Regions from separate parts of the Homo sapiens genome. Here region 2 is linked to region 1. A link is a contact called in ENCODE Hi-C or POLR2A ChIA-PET data. All regions are on one chromosome and are shown on one strand. Each heading gives the region's core, a stretch centred on a gene start or an enhancer-like site at or near the end of the contact. The rest is flanking DNA. Distances are from core to core; before and after follow the strand shown. Region 1 holds the start of CFD (complement factor D). Region 2 holds the start of GPX4 (glutathione peroxidase 4).

The links. A loop is a pair of places that touch in the nucleus more often than their neighbours do. ChIA-PET counts read pairs that join two places held with the same protein, here RNA polymerase II (POLR2A). Pooled maps may share reads with other maps.
Region 2: a loop to region 1 is called in a pooled map, with 6 times the contacts of the local background. The contact joins the promoter of GPX4 here to the promoter of CFD in region 1. A Hi-C loop is called at or near these places in 1 of 37 single-sample maps with no recorded cell type and 9 of 50 pooled maps. POLR2A ChIA-PET finds 5 or more read pairs at or near these places in 6 of 52 experiments (HCT116, HEK293, WTC11 and 3 more).

Annotation. Positions count from the first base shown.
Region 1 is chr19:858,414-860,913 of GRCh38, reverse strand. It overlaps CFD (complement factor D), which reads right to left and starts at 1,250. Exons shown (of 5, transcript NM_001928.4): 1 at 1,170-1,250; 2 at 141-297; 3 at 1-53. The coding sequence starts at 1,224.
Region 2 is chr19:1,097,903-1,105,243 of GRCh38, reverse strand. GPX4 (glutathione peroxidase 4) reads right to left here and starts at 1,250. Exons shown (of 7, transcript NM_002085.5): 1 at 1,117-1,250; 2 at 1-58. The coding sequence starts at 1,200. RefSeq lists silencers at 415-1,434, 1,445-1,524, 4,813-4,950 and enhancers at 2,127-2,206, 2,227-2,276, 2,307-2,676, 3,166-3,700, 5,526-5,605 and 1 more.

The DNA of each region.
Region 1 (2,500 bases), core at 1-2,500:
CCGGCTGCGACAGGGAGTGCGCGCCCAGGAGAACCTGCACCTTCCCGTCGGCCCTGGGGACCGGACGGAGTCCGCGGTCGGTGCCAGCCGACTCCCCCCACCGCACCCGGGCTCTTCCCCCGCGCGGCGCGGGCACTCACGCGTCCTCCAGGCAGTGCGCCGCGCTCAGCACCCACTGCTCCGCCACCAGGACGCCGCCGCACAGGTGCGCGCCGTTCAGCTGCACCGACGCCATGTAGGGCCGCGCGTGCGCCTCGGCCTCTCTGCCGCCCAGGATCCGACCACGGGGCGGCGCCGCTGTGGGTGGGCGGGCGCGTGAGGGCCGCGGGGTGGACTCCTCCCCCGGGCGAGGCTGCCTGACGGGATCCCAGCTCTCACCCCCCAGGCCGCTCCCCGCAAGAATCCCATCTCTGGGCGCGGTGGCTCACGCCTGTAATCCCAGCACTTTGTGAAGCCGCGCGGGGGCGGGGGGGGAGGGGGGGGTGCAGATCATGAGGTCAGGAGTTCAAGACCAGCCTGGCCAATATGGTGAAACCCCGTCTCTACTTTAAAAAAAAATACAAAATTTAGTCGGCGTGGCCTATAATCTCAGCTATTCGGAAGGCTGAGGCAGGAGAATCGCTTGAACCCGGGAGTCGGAGTTTGCAGTGAGCCGAGATCGCACCACTGCACTCCAGCCTGGACGACAGAGCGAGACTCCCTATCAAAAAAAAAAAGAAAGAAAAAAAAGAATCCCGTTTCCGTCTTGGGGCCCCTCAGCGTTGCAAACTCAGATACCCTCGGGCGGGAATGCCCCAGAGTACAGAACCCACAGTGGGCTGGGGACCGGGGGCAGATCCCAGCGCCCTACCCTGGGCGCAGTGCCTTCCAGTTGGACATAAGAGAAATGGGGCTGACCCAGCCAGTGCCTGGGCCAGCCCAGTCAGCCACGCAGATGAAGTTTTCCACGCAGACGTTCAGACTCTGTCTGCAAGAAAAGCTGACTCCAGAAAGTTCCGATTTCCAATCTGAATTTTCTAGAATTTTTCAGCGTTCAGAGCCTTCCATTAGTGAGGAGAGACACCCCCTTCCTGCCCACCTGGAGGGGCTGGAGGACCGTCCGTGTGACGGAAGGGAGCACCACGCCCCTACACAGCCCTGTCCCTCACCCCAGGCCCAGGCCTCCTCACCGCAGGCGGCCGCTCCTAGGAGGACCAGAACTGCCAGGCGCTCCCAGCTGTGCATGGTGAAGCCGCTGTGGCTGAGACACTGACCCAGGCAGGGCCCTGGGGGTGCTTTTATGAGGGTGGAGGGGGCGGGCCGCTCCCCGGGTGGGCAGCGGCCCAGCTGGGGAAAGGGGAACTCGCCCGCCCAGCCTCCGCCCTCCCCGGGACTGGGTTACCTCCTGCCAGACTCACACCAGAGTCGACAAGTCGCTGGGAGACCCTCGGGCCTCTGTGAGCCTGACAGCCTGCTGGCCCTGGTGGGGGGCAGTCCCTCAGATGGGCAGGAGGCAGAGAGGGGGGCTGCACCCACCCCGGCCCCAACTTCACCACACCCAGAGTCCCCCAGGGTGTTTCACAATCCTAGCTGGAGGCCACAGCGTGTAAACAACCCACTTTCTTGTCCTGCTACCCTCCCTTCTTTTCCTCCTCTATATTAGAGAGAAGGTCTGTTGGGGGTAGGAAGGTCACTTGACACCTTTGTCTCTGTCCCTGTGGCCTCTGGGGCTTGACACCCTGACGAATAGAAAGTTGGAAAGGCCAAGGCAGAGGCAGCTGGGAAGACTGGCTACAAGGGACAGGAAAACCCAGACAAACTGGGTGGAGCCTGAATCATGAAAGTTATATGGAAAGTTCAGGGATGTCCGCCTTCAGGTGTGGCTTGATCCAGGTGCCTGAACAATGTCCAGTGTCTGCTTCTGGCTTCTCCTTTCTTCTCTGATGGCTTCTTTCCTCACCAGCCTCCCCTGGTGTGTTTCCAGGGACCCCACACTCAACCCAGTGGCTCAGTGGGCCCCTCCTAAAATTCTTCCTCACTCCAGCCAAGTCTCAAGGGTGCCTTGGGTTGGTGGAGCCTGGATCACACGCCCCCTCCCAAACTGTTCACTGAGGGCAGGTTCTGATGAACAGAGTCAGGGCTGGCCGGGCACAGTGGCTCCCACCTACCATCCCGGCACATTGAGAGACCCAGATAGGAGCATCTCTTGAGCCCAGGAATTCAAGGCCAGCTTGGGGAAGACGGCGAGACCCCATCTCTACAAAAAAATTAAAATAAAATACTTCTCAGAATCTGGGCCATAGGGCCTTTTGTGAGGTGGGGATTTGTGTGTGTTGTTTTTGTTTTATTACAGACAGGGTCTTGCTCTTTCATCCAGGCTCGAGTGCAGCGGTGCAATCATAGCTCACTGCAGCCTCCTCGACCTCCGGGGCTCAAGTGATCCTCCCACCTCAGCCTCCAGAAGTGCTGGGACTGCAGGCCTGCTCATGGTGTAGCTCCATTTTTCACATCTGCCCCACAG
Region 2 (7,341 bases), core at 1-2,500, 240 kb before region 1:
CCTTGGCGGAAAACTCGTGCATGGAGCGCGCACAGCGCCAGTCGTCCCGGGACGCGCACTGCAAGGCAAAGGAAGCTGAGCAGGGAGCGTGGACGGGAGGCTGAGCCCGGGACCCTGAGGCAGGAAGGGATCGGGAGCGGGTCGGTGGCGGGGACACCGAGGCCCTGCGGCCCTGAAGACCTGAACGCTCCTCCTCCTTAAACGCACACGCCCCCTTGTACTTCTGGTCCGGTTTTACCGGAGACCCGGAGGCCGGGAGAGGGTTCCAACCCCAAAATGTGCCACATTAGCCGGTGTGGGGGCCCCGCGCGCACCGGGTCCTGGGACTTGGGACATTCGTGGATCTCCGGTCGCAAGCTGCGGGGACAGGGCTTCTTCCGCCGGCGCCGCGCCCTCCTGCGCCTGCACGCTGGGGCCTTCCGCCGCCGAGGGGCTCGCGGCCGCCGCCTGCCCCGGCTCTGGCACCGCTGCCTGCGGCGCCCGGGGGAGCCTGCGCCCGCGCGGCCCATACCCGCCCGTCTCCCGCCCCTCCTGGCTCCCCCACCCCGAGCGCCGCTAGCGGGGACAAAGGGCCCGGAGGCCGTAGTCAGGACTGCGCGACTGTGACGCCACCGCGCTAGGCCAAGGTGCGGGGGCGGGGCGGCGCCCGGGGGCGCGTGATCCGGGATTTCCAGCCCTCCGCGCCCCCAACCGCTCGGGCGCAGCAGCCCCGCTCGGCCCGGAGACGCCCCGCCGTGGCCCTCAACGGTCCAGCTCCGCCCCAGCCGTCCCGGACCCCGCCCCCTGCAAGCCTGGACCCCCGACCCCGGCCCCGGCACGCGCGCCTGCAACGGCCTGGACGGCCCCTTCCCCGACCACGACCCGCGCGCGTGGAACAACCCCTTCCCCTTCCCCGACCCCAGCCCGCGCGCCTACAACGGCCTGGAGGGCCGCGGAGCGCGTCGCAGTACGGTCACCCGCGTCCGTGCCCGGCCGGGGGTGGGGAGGGGGAGCCCCCAGACGCCCCCCACCAAGGTCACTGGAGCCTGAGGGTTCCCCACGCCGGCGAGCGGAGGCAGGGATCGCGCGCCCGCCCCAACGGTCACCGGGCCGGCAACGGCCGCGGCGCTAGCTCACCATGGTCCCGGCCAGGCCAGGCGCGGCCAGAGCCCCACAGAGCAGCGCCGGCTTCAGTAGGCGGCAAAGGCGGCCGAGGCTCATCGCGGCGGGGCTGGGAGCCAGCGGCTCCTCCCCTCGTCCAGCCGACCAATGGACGCGCGTCGGCTTTCCGCGCCTCCTTTCCCACGGCCACGCCCTCCAGAGCGCTCATTGGTCAGACGCGTCGGTGTTGAGCGCTCGCGCCGACGTCAGCCAATGGGAGGCCGGAGTGGGAAGAAGGCGGGGAAGGGGGGGCGGGACCGGACGTGCGGACTTGTTGTTGGCGACTGCGCATGCTCGCTTGTGTCTAGGAGGCCGTGGCCTGGCTGGCGGCGCGTCGGGAGGCAGCGCAGTTATCCGGCTGGTTGACAGCAGCGCGGCCGCAGGCCAGACAACCTGAGAATACTACTTAAGACTCGTCGAGGGGGTTTGGTTTCTCCAACTCGCAGAAAAGTGTCCCCAACTCTTATTTACCTTTTTTTTTTTAAGACACGGGGTCTTGCTGTGTTGCCCAGGCTAACGTGCAGTGGCACGATCAGGGCACACTGCAGCCTCGACCTCCCAGGCTCAAGCGAACCTCCCGTCTCTGCTTCCCGAGTAGCTGGGACAACAGGCTCATCCACCATTCCTGGCTAATTATTGTTTTGTAGACATGGGGGTCTCGCTATGTTGCCTAGGCTGGTCTCAAACTTCTGACCTCAAGTGATCCTCCAGCCTCAGCTTCCCAAAAGTGCTGGGATCACATGCGTGAGCCAAAGGCTCGGCCGGGATTTGCCTTTTTTTTTTTTTTTTTTCCGAGACACAGTTTTTTTGCTCTTTTGCCCAGGCTGGAGTGCAGTGGCGCTATCTCAGCTCACTGCAACCTCCACCCAGCCCCCGGGTTCAAGCGATTCTCCTGACTCAGCCTCCTGAGTAGCTGGGATTACACGAGCGAGCCACCACACCCAGCTAATTTTTTTGTATTTTTAGTAGAGACGGGGTTTCACCATGTTGGCCAGGCTGATCTCGAACTCCTGACCTCAGGTGATCTGCCCGCCTAGGCCTCCCAGAGTGCTGGGATTACAGGTGTGAGCCACCGCATCCGGCCAAGGGATTTGCCTTTTTAATGTAAATGAAACCAAACTGAGTTGGGTTTGCTTCTCATCACAGCTCCATCTTATGGGGGTGTCCCTACCCTCACCCCTGCCATGGGCGCAGGGGGTCAGTGACTCCCCATCCTGGGTCTGGTTGCTGAGCCGCTTGTATAATGTGGGCACTGAGACCTGAGAGTCATCAAGACAGTTACCACTTAACTGAGAACCTGGAGTTTCCTGGGCTCCCACCCCCAGGGGCAGCTGCCCACGCAGGGACGCGCGGTATGTGCTCAGAAAATAAACACAAGTCTGGAGGGTTTTCTTACACTTCTAACATTACAAGGTATGGGCACACCCGAGCCCATACTGCCCCACATCTTGGCTTCCAACTCTGTTTTTCACTTCGTGGCTTGGACATGTGGCAACAGAAACACTCATCTCATACTTGGGAACTGAGTCACCGTGATTGGACTTTGACCCCTGTACAGGCAGGGGTTTGGATTTTTTTTTTTTTTTTTGAGGAGTCTTGGTCTGTCACCCAGGCTGGAGTGCAGTGGCTCCATCGCAGCTCACTGCAACCTCCGCTTTCCGGGTTCAAGTGATTCTCCTGCCTCAGTCTCCTGAGTAGCTGGGATTACAGGCATGTGCTACCACGCCCAGCTAATTTTTGTGTTTTTAGTAGATACGGGCTTTCACCATGTTGGTCAGGCTGGTCTCGAACTCCCGACCTCAGGTGATCCGCCTGCCTCGGCCTCCCAAAGTGCTGGGATTACAGGTGTGAGCCACTCTACCCCGCCTAGGTGCTTGGGATTTGTATGTTGTCCTCAAGGTCTTAACCTTTTCTGACCCTGCACTGAGTATTTCTTCAGAGACAGACTCAGGGCCGGGTTGACTTGGGGGGTGCTATGAGCCTGCCCCCGCCACTGCCCCCGACTCAGGCCTGCCAGATGCAGCACAGAGGCGTCATGGATGGTTTGGTGGCAGAGGCAGTGAAGCAAGGATCCCTGAGCAGGGCTGGCCGAATCCTGGTCTTGCATAAGTCTGTTCACATGGCTTTGCTCCCGCCCAGCCCCTAGAGGCTGAGTTCTTGGAGTCAACTCCCATTGTCTGACTTCTCAGGAAACCCCCCCATTTCCTCCCGCCCTGGCAGTGCCGGGTGACAGGGCCACACTGGTGACTCTGTTCTTGCCCTTGCGAAGGCTCAGCTGTTCGCAATTTTGCCGGTGTTGTTTTCCTTAAGTTTGTTGCAAACATGTGCACTGAAATGGGAGTTTATTTCAGGGTTGCCAGAAAAACAGCTCAGCACCCACAGCTCCGCGGAGAGACTTGATCCCATTCCTGACTTCCTGCCAATTGTGATAAAGTCAGAAGTGGGGAAAACACGGGGTCGCGACCTCGGATCTGAGAACGGGGCCCCAGGCTCTGGGAGAGATTTGTGCTGGGGGCTTCACAGCTTTTCCCAGAGTGTCCCCATTTCACGAACGGGGAAATGGAGTCTCGGGGACCTCTCAAGGCTCCAGCCCTGTGAGGGCGGAAGTTCTTGAGTGTCCCTGCAGGAAGCTGTGTTGCCACATATCTTTCTAGAGCAGCCCCTGGCTCCAGGAAGGACTGGGGAGGGGCTGTCCTGTGGCTTCATTTCTTTTTTAAGATCTTTTTGGCCAGGCATGGTGGCTCACACCTGTAATCCCAGCACTTTGGGAGGCTGAGACGGGCAGATCACGAGGTCAGGAGATCGAGACCATCCTGGCTAACACGGTGAAACCCCGTCTCTACTAAAATTACAAAAAATTAGCCAGGTGTGGTCGAGGGCTCCTGTAGTCCCAGCTACTACTCGGGAGGCTGAGGCAGGAGAATGGTGTGAACCCGGTAGGCGGAGCTTGCAGTGAGCCGAGATCGCACCACCGCACTCCAGCCTGGGCAAGAGAGCGAGACTCTCCGTCTCAAAAAAAACTTTTTGGCTGGGTGCGGTGGCTCACATCTGTAATCCCAGCACTTTGGGAGGCCGAAGCAGGCGGATCACCTGAGGTTAGGAGTTTGAGGCCAGCCTGGCCAACATAGGGAAACTGTCTCTACTAAAAGTACAAAAATTAGGGCCAGGCATAATGGCTCACGCCTGTAATCCCAGCACTTTGGGAGGCCAAGGCGGGTGGATCACGAGGTCAGGAGTTCAAGACCAGCCTGACCAACATGGGGAAACCCCATCTCCACTAAAAATACAAAAATTAGCTGGGAGTGGTGCCGTGCTCCTGTAATCCCAGCTACTCAGGAGGCTGAGGCAGGAGAATTGCTTGAACCCTGGAGGTGGAGGTTGCAGTGAGCCGAGTTCGTGTCACTGCACTCCAGCCTGGGGGGATACAGCAAGACTCTGTCTCAAAAAAAAAAAAAGTTTTTGAAATTCAAACAAAATACATATGAAATTCAACATTTTAACACTTCAAAGTGTACAATTCAGTGTTTTTAGGACGTGTACAATGTTATGAGACCATCACCTCTATCTATCTAGTTCCAGAATTTTTTTTTTCTCTTGAGACAGAATTTCGCTCTTGTTGCCCAGGCTGGAGTGCAGTGGCACGATCTCAGCTCACTGCACTGCCACCTCCCAGGTTCAAGCGATTCTCCTGCCTCAGCCTCCCAAGTAGCTGGGATTACAGGCGTGCGCCACCACACCCAGTTAGTTTTGTATTTTTAGTAGAGACAGGGTTTCTCCATGTTGGTCAGGCTGGTCTCAAACTCCCGACCTCAGGTGATCCGCCTGCCTAGGCCTCCCAAAGTGCTGGGATTACAGGCGTGAGCCACCGCACCCAGCACAGAGTATTTTCATTGTCCCCAAAGGAAGCCCAGACCCCATCAGCCTTCACTCTCCATCTCCTCCCCTAGGACCTGGCACACACACATCCCCTCCTGTCTCTGTGGATTGGCCTGTCCTGGACATTTCATGGAAATGGGATCACACACTGCGTGTTCTTTTGTGCCTGGCTTCTCTCACTGAGCATGAGGTCCTCAGGCTACATCCACATTGTGGCCTGTGTCAGAGCCTCATCATTCCTTTTCATGGCTCAGAAATATTCCAGTGTGTGGAGGGATCACATTGTGTTTATTTATTCATCTGTGGATGGACATCTGGGGTTTTTTTTTTTGAGACAGAGTCTCACTCTGTTACCCAGGCTGGAGTGCAGTGGCGCAATCTCAGGTCACTGCAACCTCCGCCTCCCAGGTTCAAGCAATTCTCCTTTCTCAGCCTCCTGAATAGCTGAGATTACAGGCATGCGCCACCATGCCCGGCTATGGGCTGTTTTCTCTTTTTGAGTTTGTAAAGCCGTACAAGTGTTTGTGTGGGCGTATGTTTTCATTTCTCTTGGGTGTATGCCTAGGAGTGGAATTGCTGAGTCATATGGTGACTCTTTGTGTAACAGTTTGAGGATCCACCAGACTGTTTGTTGTTTTTTTTTTTTTGAGATGGAGTTTCACTCTTTTTGCCCAAGCTGGAGTGCAGTGGCACGATCTCGGCTCACTGCAACCTCCACCTCCCAGGTTCAAGCGATTCTCCTCCCTCGGCCTCCCAAGTAGCTGGGATTACAGGCCTGCACCACCATGCTCGGCTAATTTTGGTATTTTCAGTAGAGACGGGGTTTCACTATGTTGGCCAGGCTGGTCTCGAACCCCTGACCTCAGTTGATCCGCCTGCCTCAGCCTCCCAGAGCGCTTGGATTACAGGCGTGAGCCACTGCGCCTGGCCGACCAGACTGCTTTCTATAGCGGCTGCACCATCTTACATTTTCACCTGCCCTGTGTGTGGATCATGGCCTGACTTCCGGGCCTCTGGCTTTGCTGTTATCATCCAGGCCGCCCCTGGCTTGGGCTCAGCCTCTCAGTCCACCCCTGCCCCCAGATTTGCAGGTCACTGCTTGGTCTTTACTCCAGATGCCCTTTCTTGTGTCATAAAATCCACTCCTGAGGCCTGTCCGTCTCCTGACCCTCCCCGCCCCATGTATCTGCCCCACATCTCCAATTCCTCTCCTCCCTCAAATCCGTCCTGCCAGGCACTGGCCCCCTTCCCTGAGTCACAAGCAATGTCTGCTAGGCGAATCCCTGCTCAGTCCTCAGGCTGACTTGGCGGTGGCATCACATAGCCACTCCCTTCCCTCTGCCCCTAGACACCTTCCTCACCAGGTTTCCAGGAGACCTGGCAACCTCCTGCCCTTTATCCTATTTAGGGAACACTTATGCAGTGCTGGTGTCAGGCGCCACTCTGTGTACATTGCAATTATTAGCCAATTACCCTACGAAGTGGGTGCTGTTCTTGTCCCTGTTTTACAAGGGAGGGGAGAGGGGACGCACAGAGAGGTTGAGTAACCTGCCTGAGATCACACAGCCAGGTCTGCAGCTCAGGGGCTGCTCCAGTGTCTGTGCTGAGCCTCCCTCCCCTCCTGCTGCTGCCTCCCCTCCTTCTCCGGGCTTCTGAACACCAGCAGGGCTGGACTTACTCTCCTGGACTCTGCTCTGCTCCCAGGACCTGGTCCAGGCTCCCGGCTCTAATCTTCACCACGTGGCCACCCTGCCTGCACGTCCATCCCCCAGACCTTGCCCTGAACTCCAGAGCTCACCTCGACCTACACGCCTCCACCCTCCCACCCCTCTTTTCACTGCTCACAGGGACAGCTTTGTTCCCTTTCTCCCTCTTTTTCTCGCCCTGTGGCACCCTCCCCGCTCTGTGCTTGCCCCTACCGTAGTTGGAGCCACCCCAACCTGTGGCAAGTTTGCCTTCCCACTCCCTCCCTGGTCTCTTGCTTCTGCCCTGGCTCCCAACAGTCATTTCCCAACACAGCAGCTCCAGACATTTTACCCTGACCAGCAAGGCTTCATGGGACCTGCCCCACCTTGCCCTCTGACCCCCTCCTGCCCCTTCCCTGCCAGGAACACTCCAGGTGAGGCACAGCCCCAGAGCCTCTATCCTGGCTGTGCTGTCTGCCTGATACAGCTATCCCCAGGCAACCCCAGGTTTCCTCCCTCTCCTCTTCTGGTTTTTGTTTGTTTTCTGTTTGTTTGGAGACAGTGTCTTGCTCTGTCGCCCAGGCTAGAGTGCAGTGGCGCAATCACAGCTCACTGCAGCCTCAACCGCTGGGCTCAGGCG